Regions from separate parts of the Homo sapiens genome. Here regions 2, 3 and 4 are each linked to region 1. The links are chromatin loops, found by intact Hi-C in ENCODE. Cell type or tissue: OCI-LY7. All regions are shown on one strand. Each heading gives the region's core, and the rest is flanking DNA. Links, peaks and the distances in the headings are about the cores only. Region 1 overlaps LINC00598 (long intergenic non-protein coding RNA 598). Region 2 overlaps FOXO1 (forkhead box O1). Region 3 overlaps LINC00598 (long intergenic non-protein coding RNA 598). Region 4 overlaps FOXO1 (forkhead box O1).

Region 1 (7,473 bases), core at 939-5,938:
CTGGGTAAAGATGGGAACAACACAGAGGAAAGGGTTTGTGAGCAACTGGGAAACATCTTCTTGTCATCTTCAGCCCAGTGACATCTTTCCCTGCAGCAGAAAATGAGAAGGGTTAAACACCCCCTCTCGTTAATGCTGTAACAGGCATCCACAGGCATCACATGGACATTTTATAGAGTGCATTTACATGGCATGGGATCTCCTGACTCCCACTTTGACACCAACTAGTGCAATGGTAAATGGGAAAAAAATGATAAGCGCTACAAAAAACGATGAAGATGAGTCAGGGCAGGAAAACGCTGCCTGAATTCCGAATAACTACAGGCACAGGTCAGGAATGTGTAGTATACCAGCTCCAATACAGTGAGCTTAACTGTGATTAGGCACAAGGGTCCATGGATCAGGGGAGACTCAGAGGAGTAAAGGTGCATCTGATAAGCCAAAAAGGGACACCTTCTCTACCACCCCACCTATCGTGTGTGTGTGTGTGTGTGTGTGTGTGCAGGTACACACTCATTCTCCACTGTGTCCAAGACAGCTTTCAGGATCACCAATAAACACCCTAGTGAGGAGTCCTGGGCTGGACATGAGACCCACACTCTAGATAGATCAGCATTTACTTTATGTTCTCCTTTGATGCATGCACATATGCCTTAGTAAACTATTAAGTCATTCCATGGTATTTCTCTATATATTCTCAGACAGTTCCTTTCTTACATTTCTAGAACCTTGTGCTTTAAAATGTTAGAATGTGCTATAGATCTTAGAATGTCTTAGAGATCTTGGAAGGCCTATATATCTTGTTAAAAGATACTTGAATTGGGTGGCCACTTTCCTGATTCCCTGAGGACAAACCCAGTTCACAGCACCCATCACAGAATTAACTGACGTGAACACAGCCCCTCATATTTTCCACTTCTACTGAGAACCATGAAGTTGAACCCAAGTGGGTGCCTGGTGTATCATTTAGGGCCAGTTTCATGAAAGTAAAAAACATATGCCAAGAAAGGGGCTGTGCTGTTCCTGGTTGAAGGAGTAGGATAAGCAAGGGACCTAGTGCTGCAGTCAGGGTAGGCCTTTTGTCTCTTTGTCGGCCTCTGGTTATCTGGTGACTTCCAATGATGTGCTTGCAGGGGAAGGGTGAGCAGGGACTGTTTATGGAAGGTGGCACAGCCCAGGGAGTCTCACACATTTGCATAGATGTACCCCAAGCAGAGGGAACTGTCCACAGTAAATGCTGTGTGAATGCTGTCACTTGGAAAGGAGGGACTTCAAACCAAGTAGCTGCCGTAGGACCATGTTCACGTTCAAAGATGGTTTTAGAACCAGCTGAAAATTTTGCTTTTGGCACCCTCAGTGAGAGCACGTTTAAATAATCTCTCATTAGTTGAAGCCTGAAACCATCAGGAAAAAAGCAGATTTTTGATAAAAATCCAATAATTAAACCTTGACACAGGCTCAGAAATTCCCAGGCCCAAGCCCTCTGTGTTTTATAACATTATTTCACGATGTGAAAGATACCATCTGAATAAATGCCTTCTGCTTCTACACTTTAACTTTTTGTCACTGATAAGTTCATTCAAAAAGCACAACAACTCTCTAAAGGTTGACTCTAATAATAAATGGATCTCTTTTCTCTTATCTCTTCTCCCCGTGTAATTGTGTGCTTCATTCTCGAGCTGTCTTCAACATGAATAACTCTACTTACTTCAGCAAAGGTCCCCAAACATCACTCCAGGAGGCTGGAGAAAGGTCATAAGTACCCTTCATTCCCAGACACTAATTTTTCTTTTCTTTCATATTAAAGAAAAAAAAAATCCCAGCTCGGGATTGTTCAGCCTCCAGATAAGAAGAAAAAAAGTGACTATTCATTACACATATCTAAATTTGGACTATAAATTTAATAATTGTAATGTTGTTTTTATTTTTAAGCTTTTTCTTGTCTGGGTCTAAATCCTAGGAGTGAGTTTGATATTTCAAATCCCTCAATTTCTAAAATCTCTACTGTCTTATTCCAAATCAAGTGTTCAAGTTAATTATATCCCCTAGCTCCCATTAAACAGGAGAAATTCTTCAGAGAGAGTGTTATTTGAATAAAACTTCTTGGAATTGTTTAGTTGGAAGTATTGTCCTGGGCCCCGTGAGAAGAGGCACATGCATGTTAGGAAATGTGGCTGTCCAGAGCTTATGTAATTATTCAGTAATCTGTATACCACATTACCAAAATGCCATATCTGCCTCAAAGGCTAACATGTGAAAGTTTAATCAGCACAGAAAATGGACTTTAAAAATTTCAACATAGATTCTGAGCAAGGTGAAGGGGACTGTGAAGACAGTGAATTCTAGATTCCTTCAACACTCCCATATGGGAAATCGAGTGGGATGGAGAAGACCTCATTTCAAAAGGAACGTTGTACATTTACTCACTGTTAAATATAAGGGCAGTTACTTCTATTCAAACTCAACAAAAGTTAAGTGTTTCTTGCCTTTAATCAATGAAATATATAAAAATAGAGATTTAGAGTTGCAGAACTTCAAGTGACAGAGACCACGGGGCATTGAGTTCAGAAGCCACTTCTGGGCCAGACGTCCCATCCCAGTGTCCCTGGGTGTGACCCCTGCTCTTCTGTGTAAATCCCTCCGGGAAAGATGACCTGACTCCACACTTGGACCCAGCCTGGCCCAGTGTGGGCATCACCTCTGGCCAGGAGAAGACTTAAGTGGTATAAACGGGGTGAGGGGCTCATCATAGAAGCTGTGGGGCAGGCCATGTGCAGTGGCTCACACCTGTAATCCCAGATTACAGGCTCATGAGGGCTGGTTACGTTTTCACTGATCCTGTTTAGACTTTGAGGAGAAAGGCATGCTTCACCAAGCACTACCTTGTGAGCAGCTGGGGGGAAGCCCTGACAAGTCTCACTTCCTTCCAGCAACAACTCTCCCACATTGTTCTCGCCATTGTCTACGCTTCCCCGTTGTTAGTCATTCTGTGAGTCAAGAGCTGGCCTCGGCCAGCTGCAGGCACGCTTGGCTGCCCCGCTGCATGAGGGGCCAATGTCACTCCCTCCCGGGCTCTACGAGGCCAGGTCTGCAGCCAGCAAGCCACAAGGGACCTCCCGAGCCACCTGTTATTGTGACCATGCGTGGCCCAGTTTGTTTTGATTAGAGCGTTCCAAAGAGGAAATAAAGCCTATATTTATATTTTTATTTTAAAAAGGCAGGGCCACTTGGGAGGCCAAGGCTGGTGGATCACCTGAGGTCAGGAGTTTGAGACCAGCCTGGCCATCATGGTGAAACCCCGTCTCTACTAAAAATAAAATAAAAAATTAGCCGGGCATGGTGGTGGGTGCCTGTAATCCCAGCTACTGGGGAGGCTTAAGCAGGAGAATCACTTGAACCCAGAAACTGAGGTTGCAGTGAGCCAAGATCACGCCACTGCACTCCAGCCTGGGTGACAGAACAAAACTCCGTCTCAGAAAAAAAAAAAAAGAGAAAGAAAGAAAGAAAGAAAGAAAGAAAGAAAGAAAGAAAGAAAGAAAGAAAGAAAGAAAGAAAGAAAGAAAAAAGGTAGGGCCACTTGCCCAGTGCCCTCTTGAATATTTGGAATTCACAGACCTCTTCCTCAAACCCATGGAGATTTGCATGAAGAGCACTTTGCCCATAGTAATGTGATCTCCCAGTTAAGGGAGGCAAAATATTGAGTTGGTTGGCAGCTTTTCCCAAGTTCCTCCATCAGCTGGGAGGGAATGATCTAAGAGGAACAGTGGGTAATTCAAATACCTTAGGGTATTCTACATAATGGAAGAGAAGAGAAAAACCAAACAAACTTTTGTGAGCACATGTAACACAGACATTCCAGGGCATTCATGAGTGGTGACGTTATGGGTTGAAGTGTGTCCCCGCCAAAAACATATGCTGGATGGAGTACTATCTCCCAGTACCTCAGAATGTGATCTTATTTGGAGATAAGATCTTTACAGAGGAAATCATTAGGGTAGGACCTAGTCCAATATGACCAGTGTCCTTATAAAAAAGGGAAATTTGGAAACACAGGGAGAACATCCTGTGAAGATGAGGGCAGAGATCTACAAGCCAAGAAATGCCAAAAATTGCAGCAAATCCCCAGGAGCTGGGAAAGAGGCATGGAACCGATTCTTCCTCACAGCCCTTAGAAGAAACCAACCCTGGCAGGGTGTGGTGGCTCATGCCTGTAATCCTAGCACTTTGGGAGGCTGAGGTGGGTGAAGCACTTGAGGTCAGGAGTTCAAGAGCAGCCTGGCCCACATGGTGGAACCCCGTCTCTACTAAAAATACAAAAATTAGTCAGGTGTGGTGGTGCATACCTGTAATCCCAGCTACTTGGGAGGCTGAGGCAGGAGAATCAGTTGAACCCAGGAGAAAGAGGTTGCAGGGAGCCAAAATCATGCCACTGCCCTCCAGCCTGGGCAACTGAGTGACAGAGTGACTTGATGAAGTGAGACTCCGTCAAGAAAGAGAAAGAAGAAGAAGACAGAAAGAAAGAAAGAAAGAAAGAAAGAAAGAAAGAAAGAAAGAAAGAAAGAAAGAAAGGAGAAAGAGAGAAAGAAAAAGAGAGAGAAAGAAAGAAAAGAAAGAGAGAAAGAAAGAAAGGAAGAAAGAAAGGAAAGAAAGAAAGAAAGAGAAAGAAAGAAAGAAAGAAAGAAAAAGAAAGAAAGAAAAAGGGAGAAAGAAGGGAGGGAGGGAGGGAAGAAGTAAGGGAGCGAGGGAGGGAAGAAGTAAGGAAGGAAGGAAGGAAAGAAGAAAGGAAGGAAGGAACCCTGCCGACACCTTCATCCTGGACTTCCAGCCTCCAGAACTGTGGAACAATCAATTTCCAGAGGGATACATTCCAAGAACTCCAGTGGATACCTAAAACTGCAGCTAGTACCACACCCTATAGATACTATGTTTTTCCTGTACATACATATCTATAAAGTTTAGTTTATTAATTACATGCAGTAAGAGATTAACAACAATATCAATAAAATAGAACAATATACTGTAATAAAAGTTATCGTGCACTGTGGCTGTAATTTTTGCAGTTCAAGGGGAGACACGAAAACTAGCTTGAATTTCTTTTTCCATCTTTATCGTTTCACAAATAGAAGATTGGTTCTTACCATAGATCTTAGCAACCTCAGCATACTATTTGTTTCTTTCCTTATTAAGTCAAGAACTTTCACCTTTTCACTTAAAGGAATCACCTTACGGCTTCCCTTTGGCAGATCAGGGCCATTATTAAGTAAAATAAGGGTGACTTGAACACAAGCACTGTGATACTGCCAGGCTATCTGATAACAGAGCCAGCCTCTAAGCGTCTCACAGGCAGGTAGTGCCTACAGCTTGGATTCACAAGACAAAGGGAGGATTCGGTCCCAGGCTGGATGGGGTGAGACAGCAAGATATTTATTTCATCATGCTACTGAGAGTAGCACATGATTTAAAACTTATTGTTTATTTCTGGAATTTCCCTATTAATATTTTCAGACCACAGTTGACCATGGGTAGCTGAAACTGAAGAAAGCAAAGCCATGGATAAGGGGGGTCGACTGTACTTTGTTACTGCAGCCCTAGCAAATGAATAGAGGTGATGTCAGTACATTCAGTCCACATAGATTCCTGGAACAGTCTGCCTCGTTATTTGAGGTTTCTCCCAATCCATGCAAGGCTGGTTCCTTCTTTCCAACCAAACCTTAGTTCCTCCATGCCCCTTCACACCCTTCCTGACCACCCAAGCTAAACAACAGCCTCTCCACCTCCTTCACTCTATTCCACTGCCTGATTTATTTTCTTGATGGCATGTCTCACTCTCTCATCTAGTTGTTTGTAGATTTAACATCTTTCTCTGCACCCCTACAATGTAAGCTCCATGGGAGCAAGGTTCTTGTGTGTCTTGATCATAGCTATGAATTGCAGCAGAAGCTGAATACACATTTGTTGGATAGGAGCACAAAGTAAAGAAATTTAAAAATTAGAAATGGGACATCTCGTTATTCATTTCTTAATTGTTTATTCCATATACACTTATTAAGAATATGTGAGTGTCTGGAACTCTATAAGATTCTGAAGGAATTCAAAATAATCTGAAGTCCTAGCCATTGATAAGCACAGAAAACTACCAAAATTGTCCCATGCAATTATAACTAGAAAAGTGTGGTTACATCCTGTAGCGTCTGAAATCAATTTCAGCATCACCACCACCTCACACCTAACCTCTTCCTTCTTTTGCCTTTCTGTGTGCAGCCTCCTGAGAAGGAGGACAATGCAGCCAAAATGTGACTAGATCCTCCCTGAGGAATAAACTCCCTAACTGTCCCTTCCTCCCCAGTGCCCAAGGCCCAAACTCATGAACCCCAAGAGAGCCTCAGGAAAGCCTCAGCAGTTTTAGCTCCCCATGCCATCTTCCTACCACATGAATCTCTCTCCTCCCACCTCCAGATGAGACAAGGCTCTCAGGGGCAGATTGATTTGGGAGCAGATTGAATATTTGTGAGGATGCCTCCTGCTGTTTCTACCTAGATTAGCTTCTGAACAGTGGCTAAAGTGATGCCTCTTGCCATTTACAGCCTGGACTAAATGGAACTGCTGCCCACCTTATCCCTATCTTCACAGGGCCTGCCTAGGCACAGGTACCCCTACAGAGTTGCCTCAGGTTGGAGCTGGGGAAGAGGTGTTGCCTGTGTCCCCTTCACTCAGATCCTTGATCTTGTGCTAAGAAAGTGCTTTGGCCTTAGGATCAGGGGACTCTTTGTGAATCCGGCCACTGCTCATCCACTCACCAGCTGTGTGAACTCACAAACTTTCCAAAACACTCTGAATCTATTTCCTTCATTGGGCAATAAAGATCCCTACCTCACACCATTGCCATAAGGAGGAAGATATGAGATAGCACCTATTAGATGCCTCTTCTATAGTAGGTAATATCTGTTGAATATGAACCTTTCAGTTGTATATATGGAATAGACATCCTTTGTAGTTATAGGCAAGACTCATCTTACATAAAGCTTATGGCAGTGAGAAGGCTTTACCAATTTTAATTTGAATGGGTCACAGATTATTTAGGAACAAGTTGGACATGGGGGACAAAAGACAAATGACCCAGGCCTGGAGTGGAAGGGGTGGTGAGGAGCAAGGAATGAATATGGAAGCTAGGGGGAACCATGCCGTAAAGAGGTAAAGTTCTAGAATACCACTGGGCCACAGTCTAAAAACAGCAGTGCAGCCCATTGTCTTGGAGTTGAGAAGCTAGAATGGCCTGGATTCAACTGCTATACGTGGAAACAAAGGGGACTTTTCCAACAAAAATAAAAAACATAGAGCTGTGACTCAACAGTAGCAGAAATGAGATGAAACTAAGAAAAGTAACTTCTAAAGAAGGCTGGCTTTGGACACCATGAATCTACCAGGGATCCCAAATATTCTGTAGGAACTAGTCAGAGAACACAGAGGACTGAA
Region 2 (7,473 bases), core at 1,634-6,633, 130 kb after region 1:
GGGCAGGATGCTGGGGCCAGGACCATTTGTTTTGAAAACAGATTTTAAAAGTCTCCCTCCATGAAGCTGACTGCTTTCATACATTTTATCCATCATTCACAAGATTTGGCATAAAAATTTGGTTCTTACATTTTGAAGGTTTATTTTTGTTCCTTGATGTCATTGTCTAGGCTCAACTATAACATCTTTCAGGTTGTTTTGAACAGCTAAAAGGAAATTAAAGGAAATAATGGCCTACAATGTAACCATGGATTGTTCCACACAAACATGGATAAAGCTGCAACAAAATACTCATGCATTAGTCAGTACCCTGGTGGATGCACAGGAGATTCAGGGCCAAGGCTGTGGGGTACTGCAGGGGCATGAGGATAAGCTGCAGTGGCATCAGACTCCCCCCACCCACCCACCCCTCCTCCTCAATGTGAAAGGCATGATTACCCCCCGCCCACATGCATACTAGAAGACAAGTGGTCCAATTCTTGAAAACTTTTAAAAGGTTGATGAGCACTCCCCACAACAGAATTCGATTATAAACATTTTATGTGATGTTAACCTTACCCTCAACAGATCCCATCCTCCTTTCTTCTTCCACCAGCCAGATGCCCTGACCTCTAACTGCTTCCTTTCCTTCCTGTTACAAACCAAGTGTGTGCCATGCAACTTAAGACAGGGTCTAAAACTCACAGTTACTAGCAAACAAAGAAACCTTAGCAGACAGTTCAAATATTTTGTAGAATGGGTCACAGAGTCTAATACTCTGTCCACTTTAGAAGAACATAAAACCACTTTATGGAGGATAGCTAACAGATACCTGCAGACAGGAACACCACACCTTAGGTTATTAACTTTTCCTATTTCATAGCACTTCTTCCAGCCACTCCTCCTACTAGGATCATTTTATTCTCCTCACCAGCCCAAACTAAGTAAACTAATCACCTCCATTAATCTAAAGTTTTTGTCGTCGGGATTTAAAAATATTATACATGAACTTTTTGATCTATACTCAATGCCTAGAACAGAACAGAGCCAAGCAGAACATAACAGAATGAAACAGAATGAACAGAAGAGGAGAAAAGATAGATCAAGGGTGATATCCATGACCAGTTCTTAGGAGGTTAGACTTGCTTCCTTAGTTTCAGATATCAATGCAAAATAATTTATCCTTTCTGCTTGGCTGGAACAAACTTACTTCAAAATAAAAGAGTTTTATCAAGTTCTATTTCTGCTAAAAGACAGAAGAGCTGATTAAGAACATGGATGCAGAATGTGCCCACTGACTGGCACCTTTACCACCAACTTCTCTTCCACCCTTCCCTCAATTGCCATCTAGTAAAAGCAAAATTGCACGCAAAGTTGAACATTAAGTACTAAAGAAAGGGCAGTGGAGCGGGGGTTGATGCAGATGGCCTCACTCAGGGAATGTGCCTTGTCAAACTTCAGGCCAAGATGCAGCAGCATGCTGGCTGTACTGGGTCCAAATTTCTTAAGTCCATCCCTAAGCCAATAAACTCTGCAGCTGTCACTCAGGCTACAGTTCATGGAGCTTTACCTAACAAAGCTGACAACTGGTCCTAGAATGCTGATCCTGTAGATTGAGAACTTTTGTGCATTCTGGTTAAATTCCTACTCGGTATGAAATCCTGGAGGCATGGTGCTTATAGTGACATTATGACAAAGATTCCCTGCAGCCAGCCTCCCATCCCACTCCACCTTCGGGACAGTCTTTATTCCCAAAGCATCCCCAGCCACTGACTGTGTATCAGCATCCTCTGGACTCTTCCCTGCAAGTTCCCTGAAGATCAGATTTTCCTCTAACCATTGAGGTCTCCTGTAGCACCTCCAAAGTAGCTTCAGGACAAAGCAGCACACTATGGCCTACTAAAGCATTCTTCGGCATGTGCTCTACAAAATAATGGTTCCTTTTAGGGTGATTTGAATTCACTGAAAAAATACCTTTGGGACACTCTGGCCACACAGAATTAAACAGGATTCCTAACTGTACAGTTTTTTAGAGCCTTGAGTACACAAAACAACACAAAACAAACAAGAGCAAAACTGTTCCCTTAGACTTTGTTTTGTTTTGTTGGTGGGATCACATGCATGCACATGCACACCCCTCCACGCACATACACATTTCTTTGCCCGCGCTTCTTGACAGACTATACCATGAAACTGATGTTCAGCAGCACACATTTTGGAAAATGCTGATCTAATGGCAAGACGGTGGTAATGAGGAAGAAAATCTAAGTCTGGCTCTATCTTTCTGACTGGACACATTTTTACATCCTTTATGTCTAAGCTTTCTTGTCTATAAAGTAGGAAAACAATGTCTGTCCTAAATGCCCCACAGAATTGTAATGGGTATAAGTGCTTCAAAAAGCATAAAGGGCTACGTATTGGTGAGATTTTATGATTATGCCAAGGTAGAAGGAGGGGCTCTCACTGAAAGCCCCAGTGCTGCCCAAACTTCCTACCAAATAACACACCTGCCCTAGGTAGCTCAGAAAGCCCAGGTGTTCTGTGGGACTTGCTGCTAGAAGTAATTGAACCATGCCTTACTCTTTGATGGATGAAGGAGGAGACCAGACAATCCACGCCAGGTCGGATTACTCCGTGCGAAGCAAGACCCACAGTAGACCTCTTTCTCCTACATCCCATTCCCCAACAGTCAACATCATCTTCAGAAATACACAGGCAGAGTTATGACAGGAGAAGAATGGGCCAAATCTTTTCCATCTCCTTAAATGCTTCTGTAAAAAGACAAGCAAGGTATAGGAAGGAACAAGCAAAGAAGGGGGAAAGAAGACAGGAGAAGAGTGATTCTGAAGTTGACTGCTGAGAAGGCAGCAGAATGAAAAAAAAAGGGGGCGGGGGCGGTACAATCCTAAGACTTCTCCCAGGCCAGGAAAACACTCTAGCCTTGGCTGTGACACTCCTCCTCATGCTGTTAGGAGCCATGATGTGAGCACATAGGCAGTTTCTAGGGTCACCACAATAGAGCTTGGAAGATGAGGAACCTGTACACAAGGTTTCCCCATTAGTGTAATATGTGGTGGGATCAGTGTAGAACCTAACTAGGCAAAAACACCATCTGGGATTGGAAAGTTTATTTACAACACCTGACAGTGAACATCAATCATGACACCCCTGAAACCTATTGCACACTATTTGCAACTAAAATACAGGGTGCTCTTTATTACCAATTATACGAGCTCTGTATGGTCAATTACTTCTTTTACAAGACAATTTTGATGAATACAATAATGTTGCTTCCAGGTGGTGAATATAATGGGGCTTTTTACTTTGTAGATTACCTTTGCATGTTGTCTTTTTTGCTGCTGCTGTTAAAGAAAGAGCATTTTACCTTTCATAATGTTGCTACATTGGGGTAACAAACAAAAACCCAGGCATTTTCCTTTCTCATATATTCATTCAAAAACAAAGCAGTTCCTATCAAGTGGAATATATCCAAGTGAAATATATATAATGTTTATACAACACACACACACCTGCATAACCAAATAATAAGTTGTAGTTTGCAAACTATATGCTAACATTTTTGTTTTTCCAGGAAACAATATATCTTTCCTTAAGCAGGAGACGGGGAAAGAGAACAACAATTTTACACAAAACTAGTGGCTGAGGAGCGTGGGCTTGCTGTCACACAAACCTGGAATCTACATCCAGTACTGGCACTTAGCAAATGTGAGACCTTGGCTGAGTCACTTTACCTCTCCAGGCTTCAATCTCCTCATCTACAAAATGGGGATAAACAACTTCCATTCCAAAGCATTTTTGTAAGGACTAAAATGAGATAATCCTACAAAGCACTTATAAATATTAGATATTATGGGCACAAAATCTCAAGCAAATGTCTAGCCCCTGGCTCCAAGCAAGGCACACCTCATCTGACCTCATGTCACCTCCCTGCACACATTCAAAGAAAACCCAGTGCTGGCATGTTCCTTAAGCAAAACACATAGAGGACACTTGTCCTCAATGTTTACGCAATCACTATTAGCAGTAGCAACAAAAGATGCTGTCATTTGAAGGTGAAAGTCATCCAGGACACAATCAAGCAAAATAAGTTCAAGTCCCTAACATCTCATGGCCAGAAGCTCAAAGACCCTGAAGAACAAGGTGAGGCTCCAGGAAAGTATCTACAGCACTGCTTAGCCTTCGCCTACACACTTAAATACCCGGCGCTTCCGCTAGCTAGATGTGGGCCTTCTTGGGTTATGGTCAGGGCAACAACATTGGAAAGCCTGCCAAGAGACGGAGTTGAGATAAGTAAGAAAAACTACAAAAGGAAATGAAATGCTTGGGCACTTTTCTTGGAGACAGAAAGAGCTTTAGACTTTTCTGGGACACAACAGGTGTCCAGAGAGCATCACTGAAAATCTGGCCAGGTTTTGTGATCCCTTAACCCCCTTTTTTGGAAAAACCTGAAGTGACACTGCTTGAAGGCAAAAAAGGGGAGCGAGCACAAACAGGGCCACAACAGCCTTCACACTTGTTGCTGGAACACATGCCTTCACCTTTGAAAGATACTCATGAGAACTTGCAGAGGGCTGTCTTCATACAATAGTACAAATTGTGTTTAAATTGAGAAACCAGCTGCTCGCTCCTTGATCAGTCATCCTTTTATCATCAACAGAACTTTAATTAGCCCCCATCTGCTTCCTGTTTTATGCTACAAATCTTAACTTTCACCTGTTTGAACCAAACTGCAGTAACTACACCCATAGTAAATTAAAACAATTAACTTTCCATACAACATGCAATTAATCCTCATTAAGCTGTTATTAGGCTATTCAAAATAACACAGAATTCAAATCAACTAGTTTCCCACAAATGACAATGTTCTATACAAAAATTCAACAGAAACTCTATCCCACCCACTTCTTGCATTTTTTTCCATTAAGAAGGTTTTCAAGCTGTCTGGCTTCAATTTCCTGATTTAACTATTAAGTATGGGGCCATATCTGGTCATGTAAGAACAATACATCTCAAAAATATCATGCTGACTTTTATTAAAGAAAATCAAGTTACAGAATGGTGTTTACCTTAAATGATAACATTTATGTAAAGCTTTTTTTAAAAAGGGGATCCTACAAAGAATTTGTGGACCCCATCTATCAGCACAGCCAGGGTACGGGCTTCTGGCAGGAAAGGTGCCCTTCAACACACAAACTCTGGAATTAGTGGCTACCTCTGGGACAAGGAGGGGAAGAATTATATTTATAGCTAAAACAGAGAGGTAGAATATGGGTACTAATTATATTGGTCTCTATGCCTTTCTTCATGTATGAAATACAGGCCTACCTTAGAGATACCTCAAGTTCACTTCCAGAATACCACAATAAAGCAAATATCACAATAAAGTAAAAACAAATTTTTGTTTCCCTGTGCATAAAAGGTATGCATTATATTGTAGCCTATTAAGTGTGCAATAGCCATATTTTAAAAAAATAATGTACACATCTTAATTAAAAACTTTTATTGTTAAAATATGCTAATAATCATCTGAGCCTTCAACGAGTTGTGATCGGTTGCTGGAGGGCCTTTGCCTCAATGTTAATTACTGCAGTCTGATCAGGGTGGTGGTAGCTAAAAGCTGGGATCGCTTTGGTAATTTCTTAAAACAACACAATTAAATTTGCCTGATTGATTGACTCTTTCTTTCACGAAAAATTTCTCTGTAGCATGTGATGCTGTTTGATAGCATTTTACTCACAGCAGAACTTCTTTCAAAATTAGAGTCAATCCTCTCAAACCCTGCCACCGCTTTATGTAATATTCTAAAGCCTTTACTGTCATTTCAACCATGTTCATTCACAGCATCTTCACCAGAAGTAGATTCCATCTCAAGAAACCACTCTCTTTGCTCATCCGTAAGAAGCAAGTCCTCATGAGTTCAAGTTTTATCATGAGATTGCTGCAATTCAATCACATCTTCAGGCTCCACTTCTAATTCTAGTTCTTTTGATGTTTTCACCACATCTGCATCTACTTCCTCTTCTGAAATCTTGAACCCCTCCCAGGTCATCCATGAAGACTGGAATCAGCTTCTTCCAAATTTCTATTAATATTGCTATTATGACCTCCTCCCATGAACCACAAATTTCTTAATGGCATCTACAATGCTAAATCCTTTCTTGAAGATTTTTAATTTTACTTTGCCCAGATCCATCAGAGGAATCACTATGGCAACTTGGGCCTTAATAAAATATATTTCTTAAATAATAAGACTTGAAAGTCAAAATTATTTCTTGACCCATGGGCTGCAGAACAGATGTTGTGTTAGCAGACAAGAAAACACCACTAATCTGCTTGTACATCTCCATCAAAGCTCTTGTGTGAGGAGGTACATTATCATTGAGCAGTTTAATATTTTGAATCTTTCATCCTGAGCAGTAGGTCTCAACTGTGGGCTTAAAATATTCAGTAAGCCATGCTGTAAACAGATGTGCTGTCGCTCAGGCTTTGTTGTTCCATTTACAGAGCACAGATAGAGTTGATTTAGCATACTTCTTAAGGGCACTAGAATTTTCTGAATGGTCCATGAGCATTGGCTTCAACTTCAAGCCACCAGCTGCATTACCCCCCTAATAAGAGAATCACAACCTGTTCTTTGAAGCTTGGCATTAACTTCTCCTCTCTAGCTATGAAAGTCCTAGATGGCATCTTCTTCCAATAGAATGCCACTTCATCTACATTGAAAATCTGTTGTTTAGTGTGGCCACCTTCATCAATGGTCTTATCTACATCTTCTGGATAACTTGCTGCTCCTTCACTTTGTACTTTCATGTTATGGAGATGGCTTCTTTCCTTACACCTCATGAACCAACAACCTCTGCTAGTTTCAAACTTTTCTTCTGCAGCTTCCTCACCTCCCTCAACCTTCACAGAATTTAAGAGTTACGGCCTTGCTCTGAACATGGCTTTGGCTTAAAGGAATGTTGTGACTGTTTTGATCTTCTATACAAACCACTAAAACTTTCTCCAGATCAGCAATAAGGCTGTTTTGCTTTCTTATAATTTGTGTTCACTGGAATGGCATTTTTAATTTCCTTCAAGAACTTTCCCTTTGCATTCACAACTTGGCTGACTGGCATAAGAGGCCTAGCTTTTGGACAATCTGGGCTTTATACATGCCTTCCTCACTAAGCTGAATCATTTCTAGCCTTTGATTTACAGTGAGTGAGATCAGATGGTGTGACTCTTCCTTTTATTTGAACATGTAGAAGCCATTGTGGGGGTTTTAATGGCCTAATCTCAATATTGTTTTGTCTCAGGGATAGGGAACCCTGAAGAGGGGGAGACAGATGGGGAATGGCAGGTTGGTGGAGCAGTGAGAACAAACATTTATCAGTTAAGTTTGCAGTCTTATATGGGTATTAGAATTTTTTTTAATAAAAAGCTCCTCAAGTGAGTCTAATTCCACTCTCTAAAACTCATCCCTTGAGAAAG
Region 3 (7,473 bases), core at 1,295-6,294, 58 kb before region 1:
CCCATCTTTATATGACTTACATCTCTTCCAGTGCCTGGTATATAAATGCCTGTTGAATGAATGAATATAAAACTCTATGATATGGTGGCTATTTAACTGCTTGCTGAACATTTGGATTAAAATTGAAGTACTTTTATGTGGCTTCAGCAATGGTGGCTCAACAGATGAGATGGTTTCAAGAGAGATTACAGACTGGCAACCACCCTTGGGTCTGTCTGTTCCTTCCTTTTTTTCCTTTTTTATGAACATGGGCTGTTACAATCAAGTCAAACACATCTCAGCAGCTTTGAGTCTTTGGGCCCTACCTCCCGAAGGGAGGACCAAAGGTCACCTTCTTTGTTCATCTAACAGATGAGTAAAAGATACACTGCAGCCCCCAGATGATCTCTGCCTCATTCCAGAATCAGGATCAACTTTGAAACAATTAACAAGTTGTCGTCTCTTAGTCCTAGAGGACTTGGAGTCTAATTCAGTTCTACTTTAGCTTTTTCCAAGGTCGTGCCCTAACTTTATGCCTGCAGTTCTTCATCTTAACCAATCTCATTCTAAAGAGTTGTCCATTTTAATGGCCCTGGGCCAACAGCCTGCCAAAGAAATAAAAATAAAATAGCAGAAGGAGGAGAGAAAAGAGAAGGAAAAGAAGAAGAGGGAGAGGAGGAAAAAAACAGAAGGGGAAGGAAGAGGAGGAGAAGGGATGGAAGGGAAGGAGGAGGAGAAGAAAGAGGAAGAGGAGAAGGAGGAAAAAGAGGGAGAAGAGAAGGAGAAGGAAAAGCAAAAGGAGCAGGAAAGAAAAACAATAGTTTTTTGATTCCGTGAATTAGTCAGAAACCATCAACACTAAGTAGGCGTGTCTCAACTTGTCCTCTTGGAACTCTGGAATGAAGCAAATCCCCTCATGGGCTCTACTAGAGCACGTTAATTCTAACAAGATGAAGTTGCTGTTCCAGTAATTCATTTCAAGAAAACTTTCCTGGAAAGCTGTACTTTCCCCATAAGAAACCACTGCTTTATTAAGGTGCTTAAGATTATGGGGACTTGGCATGCAGGCATGCTGAAGGCATCACTTATTTCTGGCCAGGCCCTGATTGCTATGTGGGCTCACAAAACAGTGCCGAGCAGGGAACAGAGGGAGCATAGCGACCAGGTATGTCTCTAGTCCTTCCCAGGTCTCCTTCCCCTTTTGAAAATGGAGATGACGGTACCTGCCCAGGGATTCCACCAGGGTCGATAAGATCATGTGTGTATAACTGGTTTGAACTCCTTAGAGAAACAGTGTTCTTTAAATATCATTTCATTATCAGGTATGATTTTTAAATCTGTGCTTGTGTAACCAAGCAACAATACTTGAGGGGCATCTCTAACCCTATTAGCCAGTGTTCCCTAGAAGGTCACCCACTCTCAACTCTTGCTCTCACCCCTTTTGTCCTTTCCCTCTGACCAGCCTGCAAAGAAAAACAAGAAAAAGACCAAAAAAAAGTAAAGGACACAAACATCCAGGGTACACCTCCTGTGTGTCGGGTATAAAGCTAGGTGCTTTGTGAAAATCATCTCATTTAATCTGCACAGCACCAGGTGAGAAAGGGATTATCATCAACATATCCCTGAAGAAATAGGCTCAGAAAGATTAAGTAATTTGTAGAATCAAAATGCTAACCAAGGTGTTCCTGGCTTACTCTTTCTATTCGACAATGCCATTGTCCCTCAAAGAGCTCTAAAAAGATTCTCCTACCCCAACACATTTGAGAGCCGCTGGCATGGACCTGGTTAATGAGCTCAACTCATAAATATATACTGGGGGCTCATTATTATGAAAGATGACCATTGCTAATCGGATTACAATCTCATTTATAAAAAAGTCCTGAACCCATTTTTTTCAACAGAGTTCAGTCTGGCTGAGTTAATGACTTGTCTACCAGCCACTCTTAACCTAGTTCTGACCTGCCTTCCGCTGGTTGGCAATAAGCCCATCTAATCCTTCCTGGACTTGTACCCTGTGGATAGGTAGACGCAGTGAGACACTGGAGGAATGCAACCAGTGATGGAAAATTGTTTTGACACCTTGCCTCTCTCCTCCCTCATGTCACACACTACTTCTTTTGTGTTCCACCAACCTTCGATCTCTTTTTTACCCCACACATTCTGCAAACATCAAGGATCCTTGTTAAAGCTCAGACAGATCTATGTTTAAATCCAAGACCCTGATCCTTGGGCATGTTCCTTAACTTCTCTCAGTCTCACTTTGTCTACCTGAAAAATGTGGGAGAATAGGGTTGCTGTGAAGATTCAATAAGATAATACATCCATAAAAGGTACTTAGCATAGCACCTGCACATGTAAATAGTAGCTGCATATTATTATTTCTTTTTTCAAAGTCTATCCCTTTTAATTTGAGGGATCATAGTCATTGTCCCTCAATGTCTATGACCCCAATTAAAAGGGATCATAGTCATTGAGGGACAATGACTATGATCCCTCAAATTAAAACTTCTAATTGTGGTTTAAGCTCCTTAATAGTTATACCTATTTCTCATATTTATTTATTCTTTCATACACCAAATATTTGCTGAGGATCTACCACATACCCGGCCAGGACAATGTACATCACAGATGCAAACACCTGCCTCCCTGTTATGTATTAGTCTGTTTTCATGTTGCTATAAAGACACTACCCGAGACTGGGTGATTTATAAACAAAGGAGGTTTAATTGACTCAGTTCCATATGACTGGGGAGGCCTCAGGAAACTTACAATCATGGTGGAAGGGGAAGCATGCACCTTCTTCACAAAGCAGCAGGTGCGAGTGTGAGCCCAGGGGGAAGAGCCTCTTATAAAACCATCAGATCTCATAAGAACTCAGTAACTATCAGGAGAACAGCAAGAGGAAACCGCCTCCATGATCTAGTCATCTCCCTTCCTCAACACATGGGGATAACAATTCGAGATGAGATTTGGGTGGGGACACAGAGCCAAACTATATCATGGTATTTACACTACAGAGGACAGAAAAAAAAGCAGCCAACCAACCAAGACTTAAAGGAGATTTGAGAAGGGGCCACATAAATATGAGAAAGAGAGGGCCAGGAAACGAGTGTGGCTTGTGCAAAGGCCCTGAGGCTAACAGGTAGCTGGCAGGCTTCAAACACAAGGGCAGTGGACATTCTGGCTGGAGGAGGGAGGCAGGGGCAGAGAGACATGAGGTCAGGCAGAGCAGACATTTGCCGTGGGTACAAAATTAAGGGGCAGGCTGGGCGCCATGGCTCACGCTTGTAATCCCAACACTTTGGGAGGCCGAGGTGGGCGGATTACCTGAGGTCAGGGGTTCAAGACCAGCCTGGCCAACATGGCGAAACCCTGTCTCTACTAAAAATACAAAAAATTAGCTGGGCATGGTGGCACATGCCTGTAAACCTAGCTACTAGGAAGGCTGAGGCAGGAGAATTGCTTGAACCCTGGAGGCGGAGGTTGCAGTGAGCCAAGATCATGCCACTGCACTCCAGCATGGGTGACAGAATGAGACTCTGCCTCAAAAAAAGAAAAAAAAAATTAAGGGCAGCAAAAAGCTCAGTAATCAAGATGAATAATATTTTAATGCAATATTTTTAAAGATCATATTTAATACAAAAAAATCATGATTAAACATCAATATTTTAGATAATGATAGGATCAGTGATTCTCCCTTTTGCCTCAGGCTCTGCTATGGCCCAGCACAGTGTCCATCTTGAGAATGGAGAAGCCCCCTTATATTTTGTGCCTGGAGCCAGTGCCTCATTTGCTTCACCCTCCTCCCAGCCCTGAGTGCGAGAGGAGCAGGGGCAGGCAATGCAGGACCACTGCATTTGTGAAACATGACCTGACATGCACCCGACTCCTCCAGCCACTGTCCTCTGTGTGCCCCGTCCTCTCTGCTGCAGTCACGCACATGCCATCGTGGCCCATGGCCACCGTCCTCCTCCTTGACACTCTAGAAGCTGCTCTGTCTGAGCGAGGCGGCAGAGTTTACAACAGGATGTGGTTATTGGCGCTGCACAGATATGTGAGGGGAGCCTAGACGTCCGGTGTGTTCATTCAGCAGGGTGGCTAAGGACCTCCTCTGTGCCAGTCACCAGGCTAGATGACAGGATGTGACAGGGAGCAAGAAGCCTGTGGAGCCTGGGCTGCTAGCCCACTCATAACCCTAGGAGTCTTCACACAAGATCAAGGAGACCTGAAATAAATGGCCAGAAATCAACCCTCAGATGATACAGTCAGCCAGCAGCCTCAGCTTCAGAGGCAAGGTAGCCAACGGCCATGAAGATGTTCTTCAGCCCAGACACATGTGGGTAGGAGCCTGGCCGTATCGCCTAGAAGCTGTGGGATCTTAAACAGTTTACAGAGTCGTTCCAAGGGTCAATTTTCTCATCTGTGGAGTGGAAACAGATTCCCTTCAGAGGCCCCCTGTGAGGAGCAGAGAATGGCTGTGAGGTGTGTGACGTGCTTGATGAGAACCGTCTCTGTCAGCATTATGATGGCAGCACTGAAGTGCTTTCTGTTTCTATCCTGACCTACAATGGTGCCTCTTTCTGTCATGAAGTATAGGTAAGAGTTGGTGAAAGAATGGCAGGCTCCTCCAGCAGCTCCCAGTTCCTGCAGGGAGGCAGCCGGCAGCACATTTAAGGAAGCCCTGCCGGTCAGACACTTGGAGAAGGAACGAGATGTTGCCAGCACCACTCACCAGGTTTGCAAATAAACTGTCACATCTCAGCTCTCACCAGTGCGTGGCTGTGACAGACAGGTTCATGTGTGTGCAACACCCTCTTCCCTGCCACCCCCAACTTTAACACTTTCTGTTGAAAAATCCCAGGCTGCACAGAAAAGCAGCTTTCAAGTAGATGGAGGAATTTGTGAGTATCAGGTCTTCCCAGCAGGGGAGTGAGGACAGCCGGTGCCAGTTCCTGCATCCTTAGCCTGATTGTCGGCTGAATTGCAGAATTTGCAGCAAAGTTTCTAAGGATCACCAGCCTGGGTGGTTCAAACTGGCAAGGTCCAGTGCCCATGCATGGAGCCCAAGCTACCTGCCAGTTTGATGACAGGTTGGTAGGGCTCCACCTTGGAATTTTAGGCCAGAGAGAAAAGGTCGGAGCCCCTCTCTGTGGTACCTCTGGGGAAAGCCAGAAACAAGGATGCAAAGAATAGTCCAGAGTTTTGAGCTGGAAGGTATCTCAAAAAACAGGTAGTCCAGTCATTTTCAAATGTCCACTTTTACAGGGAAAACCTTGCTTATCTCAAATATAATCATATTATAAACTTAATATGTATTTTTAAAAAGAAGAAAAAAACATGCTCTTCTGTGTTGCTCAACAGGGATGCTATTGAAAATTCCAGAAAGAATTTATTTTGTGGAACAGTCCTGTTGCACAAAATATTTCGTATTCCTGGGCCCCATCCCCAACATTGGTGGTCCCCCCTCCGCCACCTCAAGTGACTGAAACTAAAAAGCCCCACACATTTCTCAATGCCCTCTGTGGTTACCGCTCCCACTGGGAACTCATCTAATTAAGTGGGGTTGCAAGGGAGAGGGCAGCCACTGAGCCTGAGATGGTACCCTTCAACCTGGCCTCTGCAGAGCATCCTCTGAAAACCACCATGGGGTTGCCTGACAACACCCGAGGCAGAACATTCTCACTGTATTGCCTGAAATAAGCCCTTTAGCCTCTGGGGGCCTCAATTTTCTCCTCTGCAAAACAGCAATGATAATCCTTTCCTGTTCCATAGCACCTTTGTGGGGACCAAATGAGGCCTTGCGCACAGCATACTTTGTAAACTCCCGAGCCCTTGCTGATGTACAGCATCCTTCATCGTATTACTCTCCTGTGTATATAAAGACACTGTTATCCAAGTCTTTTGAAAAGACTTACCATGGAAACCAAATAATAAAAGCAAAAAGCTCAGTCATAAGGCTTTCACTGAAACCTGCTTCTATTCGCATCCGTTGCACACACAGCCCCTGGAGACAATGGCTGTGCTCCACTCCCACTGAGACACCTACTTCGGCTTTTGTTAGCTGCCAAGACAATCAACCAACCTCGGCCTGTAGCAGAGTCTCAGCCGGCACGACTGGGAGGCCCACAACTTAGAGAAAACTGCTTAGTGGGCCTCAGTCCTTTCCCTGTTACCCAAATGGTGCTTTTGACTTGAAAATGTATCAGGAAAAAAGTTATGAACAGACACTTCACCCAACTTCACACCTGTACCAGGTCTAGATGTCACCATTTTGACAATGTCTGTAGTATTTTCAGTGTTTTGACAGGTTGGAACCTAATTCATTAACAAAAGTTGAGATTTTCATTGAAAGGAGAATCAAGATGACATCACATCATTGAGGTCTCTCTTTCCCCTGGATTACTTGAAAAGTAGTCCTCAAGTCATAAAAGAAGGCTGTGCAGGTATGTTTTTCAGAATGAATGCAGAAAAAAAAATCCATTCTAACTTCACTGTAAGCCACGGCCAATGTTTTTCCAAGTTCCATATCTTAGTAGGTGAAATAGGTGGGTTTATTTATTTCTTTTCCTCTGTTCCTCATTCCCATGTTTGAGGTATGCATTACCCTGAAATGAGTGTCCTTCTAATATTCCCAGATAAGCCCCAGGAGCCAGGAGGAGTTGCTTTAGTAGGCTTAGGATCAGCTTTGCAGGATAAAATCTCACAATATCTCCACTTACTCCCACCCTTGGCCATTGTTTTATCTAGTTTGGCTAAATACAACTTATGGTTCAAAGAGAAAATGCATGGCATGGTTTTGCTGACTTCCTCAAAATATCCAAGGGATTCCACATGGGTAAATGTAATATAAATAAGAAGTACATGATTCCATTTCTCTGTAAACATGCCTGGGCTAAAGATAAATGGAAAGGGTGCCTGGCTTAAAACCCTCTACTTTCTCCACCTCAGAAAAAAGTAGCATGAACAAATAAAGCAGATCCAAAACACCAGCTCAGGATCACCAAACACAAAGGAGGAAAATAGTGAAATGGCAAAGGAAAACGTAAGTGAAACTTTCCATCTTCATTCACACTGGGGAGCCCAGAGAAGCTAAATCAGCAACTGAATTTTTAAGGATCACGTGTGGCTTTATTGTCACCACTGGCAGTAGAGGTCTGGCCATCTTACCCACGGCCCCGGAGCAGCTGCACTTTGGCTGTGTTCGTCTTTGCTGGTGTATCCCAGCTTGTTGCCAAGGAAAAATGAAATAGAAGCCCAGGAGCAAAAGGCCAATAATGGCAGCAGAAGAAAGGAAACCTGTTAGAATGTCTCTGCCTCTCCATCACCTTTGCTTCCTTTTTAACACTTACTCTTCTAGACCAGATGCTTGTGCTAATAAAGGCCTATTAAATAAGCAACTCAAAAACAATACAGGAGCAAGTCGTCCCACGATAAACGTTGATTAACCCATAATGGACAGTGCACCTTCAAACGGAGGATCTGGGTGCTAAGCAG
Region 4 (7,473 bases), core at 1,654-6,653, 210 kb after region 1:
GCTGGAACACTACTAGCTCCAGGACTGTTCCAGCTGCAGGATCCTGAGACCCTGACAAAACGCCAGCTGTAGCTAAGACTTTTTACCACATTGGGCTCCCACATCTATGCCTGCAGAGTCTGGTCAAAGCAAGAGTGGTAAGAGTCTCTTTGTCTTTTCCCCTTTATCTGTATAATCCCCATTAACTTATAGCTGAGGATGCTCTATAAGTTTCAATCATCTGACTCTTCTTCGAGTCACCAGTGCATAAGAAAATACAATTTTTTTTTTATCTTGTTAGTCTGCCTTATGTCAATTTAATTATTGGCTCAGTCAAAGAACCTACAGTAGAGGAAAGCCATATTGTGTTCCCCTACAGGGATAATTATTGATGGAGGTGCTGATTACATTCAGGAAACAGAAGCACACTCATAAACTTTTAGTTGGTAGCAACAGAACACTCCCTTCCTCAGGTCAAAATACACACCGGCTAAGAGTTCCCTTTTGTAGCTCTTCCCAACTGTTGATACTCTGTACTGATAATACTAGTAAAGGCATCACAAAAAGTTCTTTCCACCATGTATACTTAGATGCAAAACAGTTCAAAAACCCAAAAATGTCAAACTAGTCAAAAAATAAATCCAAATTAAAAAATGCAAAAACTAAATATGATTGTTAGCATTTTCTTATTATTGTGCACTATTTTCATAGGCTCAGGCTTCCATAAAAAGCATGTGCATTCAACTATACACAGCAGAAATAAAATCATTAATACTTTCTTAGTGCATTCCAATTTTACTTTTTTCCTGTCTTCCTCTGCCGAAGGAGCCAAAATGTGTATTTCCCCACACTATCACAGGAAACAAAACAAGGGAATTCCACCTAAATTGAAGGATGTCAAATTCCCAGGCATAGCCAAGCAGGATGTCAAAGGTCATGCCCCATATCTGACCAGCCCAAAATACTATTAATATATTTATAGCTAGAATGAATAACCATAAATCCAAAAGCTTTAGCCTGATGAAAGATAGAAGGGGCATTAAAAATTAAGTTTTCTAAGCCTACATGGATATGCTGTCCTAGTAACATTCAGGTTCATTTGCACAATAAACATGATCTAACAAGTCATTATGCTCTAATCAACAGCCGTTGATGTGATGTGCCTTGTGCAGGTCTGCGGGAAAGTGGCTGCTAACTTGTTTCAGGCCAGAGTAACAAGATAGCAACCTGAGAGAGCAGGGACGTCCCCTGGAGAAGTAGGCTTTTGTGCAAAAAGCCCATCACAAACCTTAAGGTTTAATAAAAGTCAATGTCATTTTAAGTGAGTCTCAGCAAGCCACACAGAAACAAGCCTCATAGGGCACATGACTAAGTGGAAAGGGGTTGTCTTCATTTCAAATCCAAGGAGTGTATTCACACAGTTAAGGATCACAGACAATTCTGTCTTGAAAAGAATCCCTCTGATGCATTACTCTACAATCTGAAGTGTTTTAAGTTCTCATTTTATCTCTCTGACTTAATTACTTCTTCCTCCCAATACCCTTTAAAATCAATTCTCTAAAAAAATGGGGGGTGGGGAGTATAAATGAGGCTTAATTGGAGGCCCCCAAGTTGTCAATCATGACAGAATTGATGACTTCTGTGGATGAAAGTGTTTTCCTTTTCCCTTCTTGCCATAAACACAGGCGGAAGTCATGGTTAGTCTAAGAAACATAACCATCAACAGTTTGTCTTTGATTAAAATGTGTCCCTATTTTCATCGCAAAGGAAATTATTAAGTAGGGTCCTCCTATATGTTCAGCATTTTACATGACCCAAGATCATTTACATCGTTCAATGAGATCACAGAGCACAATAATTATTTTAATTTTTTTCTTAAAAATATAATGTATAAGGCATACAATCAAATTAGGTAATAAATTCAGAAATTGACTCACTTCAAACATATACCCTCCAATTGTGAGGAATGAGAAATTCACCATAAATTATGAGCTCCATCTGTACTGATATATTCCCTTCATTTTATTCCACATTCCCCACATTCTTCACCTCTAGTTCAGAATAAAGCAATCACACCAAAGAATGCAATGGCACAAACTTTAACATTCAAACTATTACAGGAAAGGGGTCCCAATCCAGACCTCAAATGACAGTTCTTGGATCTCCCACAAGGAAGAATTCTGGACGAGTCCCTAGAGTAAAGTGAAAGCAAGTTTATTAGGAAAGTAAAGTAATAAAAGAATGGCTACTCCGTAGACAAAGCAGCCCAAGGGCTGCTGATTGCCCATTTTTATGGCTATTTCTTGATGATATGCTAAACGAGGGGTGGATTATTCATGCCTCCCCTTTTTAGACTATATATATAGAGTAACTTCCTGACTTTGCCACAGCACTTGTAAACTGTCATGGGGCTTGTGGGAGTGTGGCAGTGAGAACAACCAGAGGTCACTCTCGTGGCCATCTTTGTTTTGGTGGGTTTTAGCTGGCTTCTTTACTGCAACCTGTTTTACCAGCAAGGTCTTTATGACCTGTATCTTGTGCTGACCAACTATCTCATCCAGTGAGTTAGAATGCCTTAACCGTCTGGGAATGCAGCCCAGTAGGTCTCAGCCTCATTTTACCCAGCTCCTATTCAAAATGGAGTTGCTCTGGTTCACACGCCTCTTGACAAAACTACTTTTTAAGAGGTTTGAATCTCAATTAAGCTGAACAGATTAAGAATGTTTATTTCTGAGTTAGGCACCAAAGGAAGGACAGTAGGCTAAAAAGAGATCACAAAGAAGGGCAGTGACACCCTGAGGGTCCACTCCTCAAGCACAGGGACAGGCCGATTCCAAGACCAACCTAAACACTCAAGAGCAGGCAGGTAATTATTGAAGCCTGTGACAATCATGCTTTTTAAATTGTTATTTTAATAATCTGGATTCTGCTCTTGTTTAGCTTTGGTTTTTGTTGTTGTTAATTGTTGTTGTTTTTTGAGATGGAGTCTCACTCTGTTACCCAGGCTGGAGTGCAGTGGCGCAATCTTGGCTCACTGCAACCTCTGCCTCCTGGATTCAAGCAATTGTCCTGCCTCAGCCTCCCGAGTAGCTGGGACTACAGGCATGCACCACCATGCCCAGCTAATTTGTGTATTTTTAGTAGAGACTGGGTTTCACCACGTTAGCCAGGCTGATCTCAAACTCCTAACCTCAAGTGATCTGCTGACTTCAAGTGATCCGCCAACCTCAGCCTCCCAAAGTGCTGGGGTTACAGGTGTGAGCCACCACGCACTGCCTAGTTTTTTTGGTTTTTTGTTTTTTGTTTTTTGTTTTTGTTTTTTTTTAAGAAACATGGTCCCAGTGTGTTGCCCAGCCTGGACTTGAACTCCTGGGCTCAAGGGATCCTCTGGCCTCAGCCTTGCGAATAGACAAGACTACAGGCACACAGTACTCTCTCTGCCTGGATGGACTCTGCTTCCTTTTTATAAAAAGTACGTTCTAGGTACAGTTCAGAACACTGAAAGTATCAAAATGGCACTTCAAGAAATACAAAGCACCTTAAAGAAATACCCAGAATTACTGGAATATAATTCCCTAGGAGAACCACTACAGAGCACAGAGGTCACAGCAGGGAAAGTATCCACTCCAAAACCAGAAAAGAGGATATCAATAACATCAAAACATGCCTAATTACAGGAATCTTTAACCCTGATAAATTTCCTTAGTATGAATTTTTTTAATTATACCAAATAACTTCAAGAGAGGAAAAAATAAAACATTTTGATGACCTCTAAAATGTAGTCATCAACTGCTAAATGTTTAAAAATAGTGTTTTATCATCATCAGAAAGACTTCATGTTAATACAAATACATGACATACAAATATACATCTAAATATACATTATATTTATAACATAAATATACATCTAAATATACATCATATTTATAATATAAATATAAGATTATAAATAAATTCAGGTCCTACAAAATTCATTCTATCTCAAAATTTCACAAATTCAACAAACTGCTCCAGGCACACCGGTAACAGAAGAGACTGGGAGTATGGGAATCTTTCAAATTCAACGTATGTAAATGTCATAATGGGCCACTGAAGAGAAAATTAAATCCTAAAAGGTTGAAGGGGAGAGACCAATTCAGTCATACAGATTGAAGAACTCTCAGGGTAGGATGATCCACAGGAAGCTTTCCCATTCACCACATGTAAATTTCATGATGGCCTACATACCTACCCATCCAGAGAGAAAAGTTTCCAATGCAACCAGCTTGGTGCCAAGTACACAAACAACCCCAATCGATATTTACAAGTTTTGCAAGTTCCCCTCTCCTCCCTCCCCACTCCCCGTTTAGGAGGTAGCCCTGCAGAGAGAGAGTTCTGCTGCAAACAGATGAGGTAACTGTAATTCAAGAGAGCCCACTTTCTCCTGTATTCAAATCACAGTATAGTATGAATGATGGCAGGCTGAAACCTACTGGTGTAACAAACTGGTGATTCTTTTTTTTTTTTTTTTTTGAGTTGGAGTCTCTGTCGCCCAGGCTGGAGTGTAGCGGCAAGATCTCCGCTCACTGCAACCTCTGGCTCCCCAGGGTCCGCCAACACGCCTGGCTAATTTTTGCATTTTTAGTAAACACGAGGTTTCGCCATGTGGCCCAGGCTGGTATCGAACTCCTAACCTCAGGTTATCCACCCGCCTAGGCCTCCCAAAGTACTGGGATTACAGGCGTGAGCCACCGTGCCGGCCCAAACTGATGATTCTGCAAATTAAACCTCACAGCTCATGAAGGCACATCATCTCTGATACAAAATTATGGTGACTGAACATGCCTATCTTGATGTTACTTATGCAACTCTATCCTGAAGGTTAGAGAAGAGAAAAAACCTTTTTCATGTCAAAATAGAACAATAAAATCCACATTGTGACCGTTACTACCTCAAGAATCTGCCAAAATAAGAGCTTCTAGCTAAACCATATGCAAACCATTTCCTTTGACCTTGCTTCCAAGCAACCAAAATGTCTCAAGTATTTGACGTTTACTTGTATGAACCACTCCCAAATATTTATGTGGTTATTTTGCTTTCAAGCTTTGAAGGACACAACATTTACAAGCCTGGGAATTAGGTGATTCAATTATAATTTCTCTTTCCAAACTAAATTTGAAATCTAAGTGCATTTCTCTTTTTTTTTTTCTTCAAGACAAGAGTATTGCTCTGTCGCCCAGGCTGGAGTGCAGTGGCACAATCTCGGCTCACTGTAACCTCCACCTCCTGGGTTCAAGCCATTCTCCTGCCTCAGCCTCCCGAGTAGCTGGGATTACAGACACGCACCACCACGCCTGGCTAATTTTTGTGTTTTTAGTAGAGGCAGGGTTTCACCATGTTGCCAGGCTTGTCTCGAACTCCTAACCTCATGATCCACCCGCTTCAGCCTCCCAAATTGCTGACATTACAGGCACGAGCCACCACGCCCAGCCTCTAAATGCATTTCTTTTCAGGTACAGAATGCAGGGTGCCTTTTCACTCTCACCCTTGCCACTGCTGCAAGATGAAGACCCTCTCATTCTGTGCTGGGGATTCCTCACTCAAAGAGGGGTTTTCGCTCAGCCACTTGCATGGCAGGCTTCTGAGCCTGGTACCCGCAGAGGAAATGCACTAATTTTTTAATTAAAAAAGGAAAACCAATATGAAAGGAGAGGGCCGAAACACTGAGGAGACAAAGCCCAGTGCCTCCCGGCCTCAGCTAACTCTTCAGAATACCAAACCATTGAAGAAATCTTTATCTTCCCACATAATGCAAACTGGTTTCCCTCTTCCTCCTTTCCTCATTAGGCCCAAATAAGACTTAGGAGGATTAATCATGCGCATTGGCTTTTTTACTGCAGTTACAAAATACAACCACAGAGGTTCCCTCCCTTTCCTGATGCCAGGTTCACTTGGCTACTTTCAGATTTTTAACTGAGCAAAAACCCAGCCCCTCACCAGTAAGTACTTTGTAAGTACTCACCAGTACTTACAAAGGCAGTACTATAACACCTTCAAGATGGGGAAACCACGGTTTTAAACAGAAACACATATTTTCCCTCAACATGGATGCTTTATCATATCTCTAACATAGTAAGAGTAGAGAGTCACAAAACCATGACCTATATTTTCCAGACTGTTAGAACAGCAATTGAGAAAAACTGTTTATCCAAGAAATATCTTTAATGAAACAAAAAAGAACAAAAGCATACAAGGGAAGCCCTCTCTTCCACCCTCTTTCTCATCACAGTTTTGCCCTTATCAGATAAGACAGGTAGGGGTTCCAGGGCTGTTAAGCTCATGGGGTATATCATTAGGACCAGCTCTGTAACTGGAACTGCTCAAAGAATGAATGACATCTTTATTAAGACAAACATCATCTGACCAGGCTCGGTGGCTCATGCCTGTAATCTCAGCACTTTGGGAGGCTGAGGTGGGCAGGTCACAAGGTCAGGAGTTCAAGACCAGCCTAGCCAAGACAGTGAAACCTCATCTCTACTAAAAATACTAAAAAAAAAAAAAAAAAAAAAAAAAAAAAATTAGCCAGGCGTGGTGGTGGCCGCCTGTAATCCCAGCTACTCAGGAGGCTGAGACGGAGAACTACTTGAACTCTGGAGGCGGAGGTTGCAGTGAACCGAGATGGTGTCACTGCACTCCAGCCTGGGCGACAGAGCGAGACTCTGTCACAAAAAAAAAAAAAAAGAAGAAAAAGAAAAAGACAAACATCATCTAGGGAGAAAAATACATCAACGCAGAAAAAAAAGATTTTCTTTTTAGGTCTCGAAGATCTGTATACAAGATGCTGGAACCAAGTCACACTGAAAAAGTTGACAGCCTGGAAATTTCTATATGTGGCTGGCCAGAGATGTATAAAGAATACAGTGGGGCTTACTGGAGATAACAGCACTTCCCAGATGAGGGGTGCTGCAGTGTAGACCAAGGGGCCACGACACTTTAGAGGTGGTACTGGCCTCTGAGAAGGCAGAGGTCTCTAAGAATTAAAGAACTCCTATGACTTAAGGTCAGCAGAGATAGGCTATCTTGAAAGAAATGATCTACCTCCCTTCCCTGAGGGAGATAAGAACCCTCAGGGAACCCTCCCTTCAAAATTAGAACCAAGATGAGAATGAAGTTGAAGGATGAAGATGTTTTATATAATATCTTTACTTACAAAAATTAAAAGACCAAAGATGTGCTGTAATTCTGAACTTCACTGGATCTACAAACATCAATAGTGGTCGGCAGGGCGTGGGGGCTCATGCCAGTGATCCCAGCACTTTGGGAGGCCAAGGTGGGTGGATCAGTTGAGGTCAGGATTTCGAGACCAGTCTGGCCAACATGGTGAAACCCCGTCCCTACTAAAAATACAAAAATTAGCTAGGTGTGGTGGTCTCTACTATTACAGGTGTGCCTGTAATCCCAGCTATTTGGGAGGGTGAGGCAGGAGAATCGCTTGAACCTGGGAGGCAGAGGTTG

Evidence for each region. A loop is a pair of places that touch in the nucleus more often than their neighbours do. Peaks named below come from ENCODE experiments on the same cell type or tissue, not always from the same donor. Only the 100,000 strongest peaks of a DNase experiment are listed, where the experiment ranks them.
Region 2: it touches region 1 in a loop (5-fold over the local background); 6 of 110 quality-filtered maps call a loop at or near these places.
Region 3: a loop joins it to region 1, with 4 times the contacts of the local background. A loop is called at or near these places in 5 of 110 quality-filtered maps.
Region 4: a loop joins it to region 1, with 6 times the contacts of the local background. A loop is called at or near these places in 28 of 110 quality-filtered maps.

What each region holds. Positions count from the first base shown.
Region 1 is chr13:40,442,730-40,450,202 of GRCh38, forward strand. All of the region lies in intron 6 of LINC00598 (long intergenic non-protein coding RNA 598), which reads right to left. Among named protein-coding and RNA genes, the nearest start is that of LINC00598, 35 kb to the right of the region's middle. RefSeq lists enhancers at 2,822-3,121, 2,931-3,536. In OCI-LY7, for the core only: no CTCF peak of the experiment used is centred there; a DNase peak (open chromatin) is centred at 3,002; H3K27ac peaks cover 3,345 bases.
Region 2 is chr13:40,576,758-40,584,230 of GRCh38, forward strand. All of the region lies in intron 1 of FOXO1 (forkhead box O1), which reads right to left. Among named protein-coding and RNA genes, the nearest start is that of FOXO1, 86 kb to the right of the region's middle. In OCI-LY7, for the core only: no CTCF peak of the experiment used is centred there; DNase peaks (open chromatin) are centred at 4,234, 4,604 and 5,984; H3K4me3 peaks cover 4,202 bases; H3K27ac peaks cover 5,000 bases.
Region 3 is chr13:40,384,830-40,392,302 of GRCh38, forward strand. All of the region lies in intron 6 of LINC00598 (long intergenic non-protein coding RNA 598), which reads right to left. Among named protein-coding and RNA genes, the nearest start is that of LINC00598, 92 kb to the right of the region's middle. RefSeq lists enhancers at 3,717-3,856, 4,297-4,376. In OCI-LY7, for the core only: a CTCF peak has its summit at 5,692; DNase peaks (open chromatin) are centred at 4,042, 4,472, 4,712, 5,662 and 1 weaker place; H3K4me3 peaks cover 2,633 bases; H3K27ac peaks cover 2,470 bases.
Region 4 is chr13:40,647,817-40,655,289 of GRCh38, forward strand. All of the region lies in intron 1 of FOXO1 (forkhead box O1), which reads right to left. Among named protein-coding and RNA genes, the nearest start is that of FOXO1, 15 kb to the right of the region's middle. RefSeq lists enhancers at 3,899-4,420, 4,421-4,941. In OCI-LY7, for the core only: a CTCF peak has its summit at 4,668; DNase peaks (open chromatin) are centred at 2,395, 4,565, 4,945, 5,915 and 2 weaker places; H3K4me3 peaks cover 4,110 bases; H3K27ac peaks cover 5,000 bases.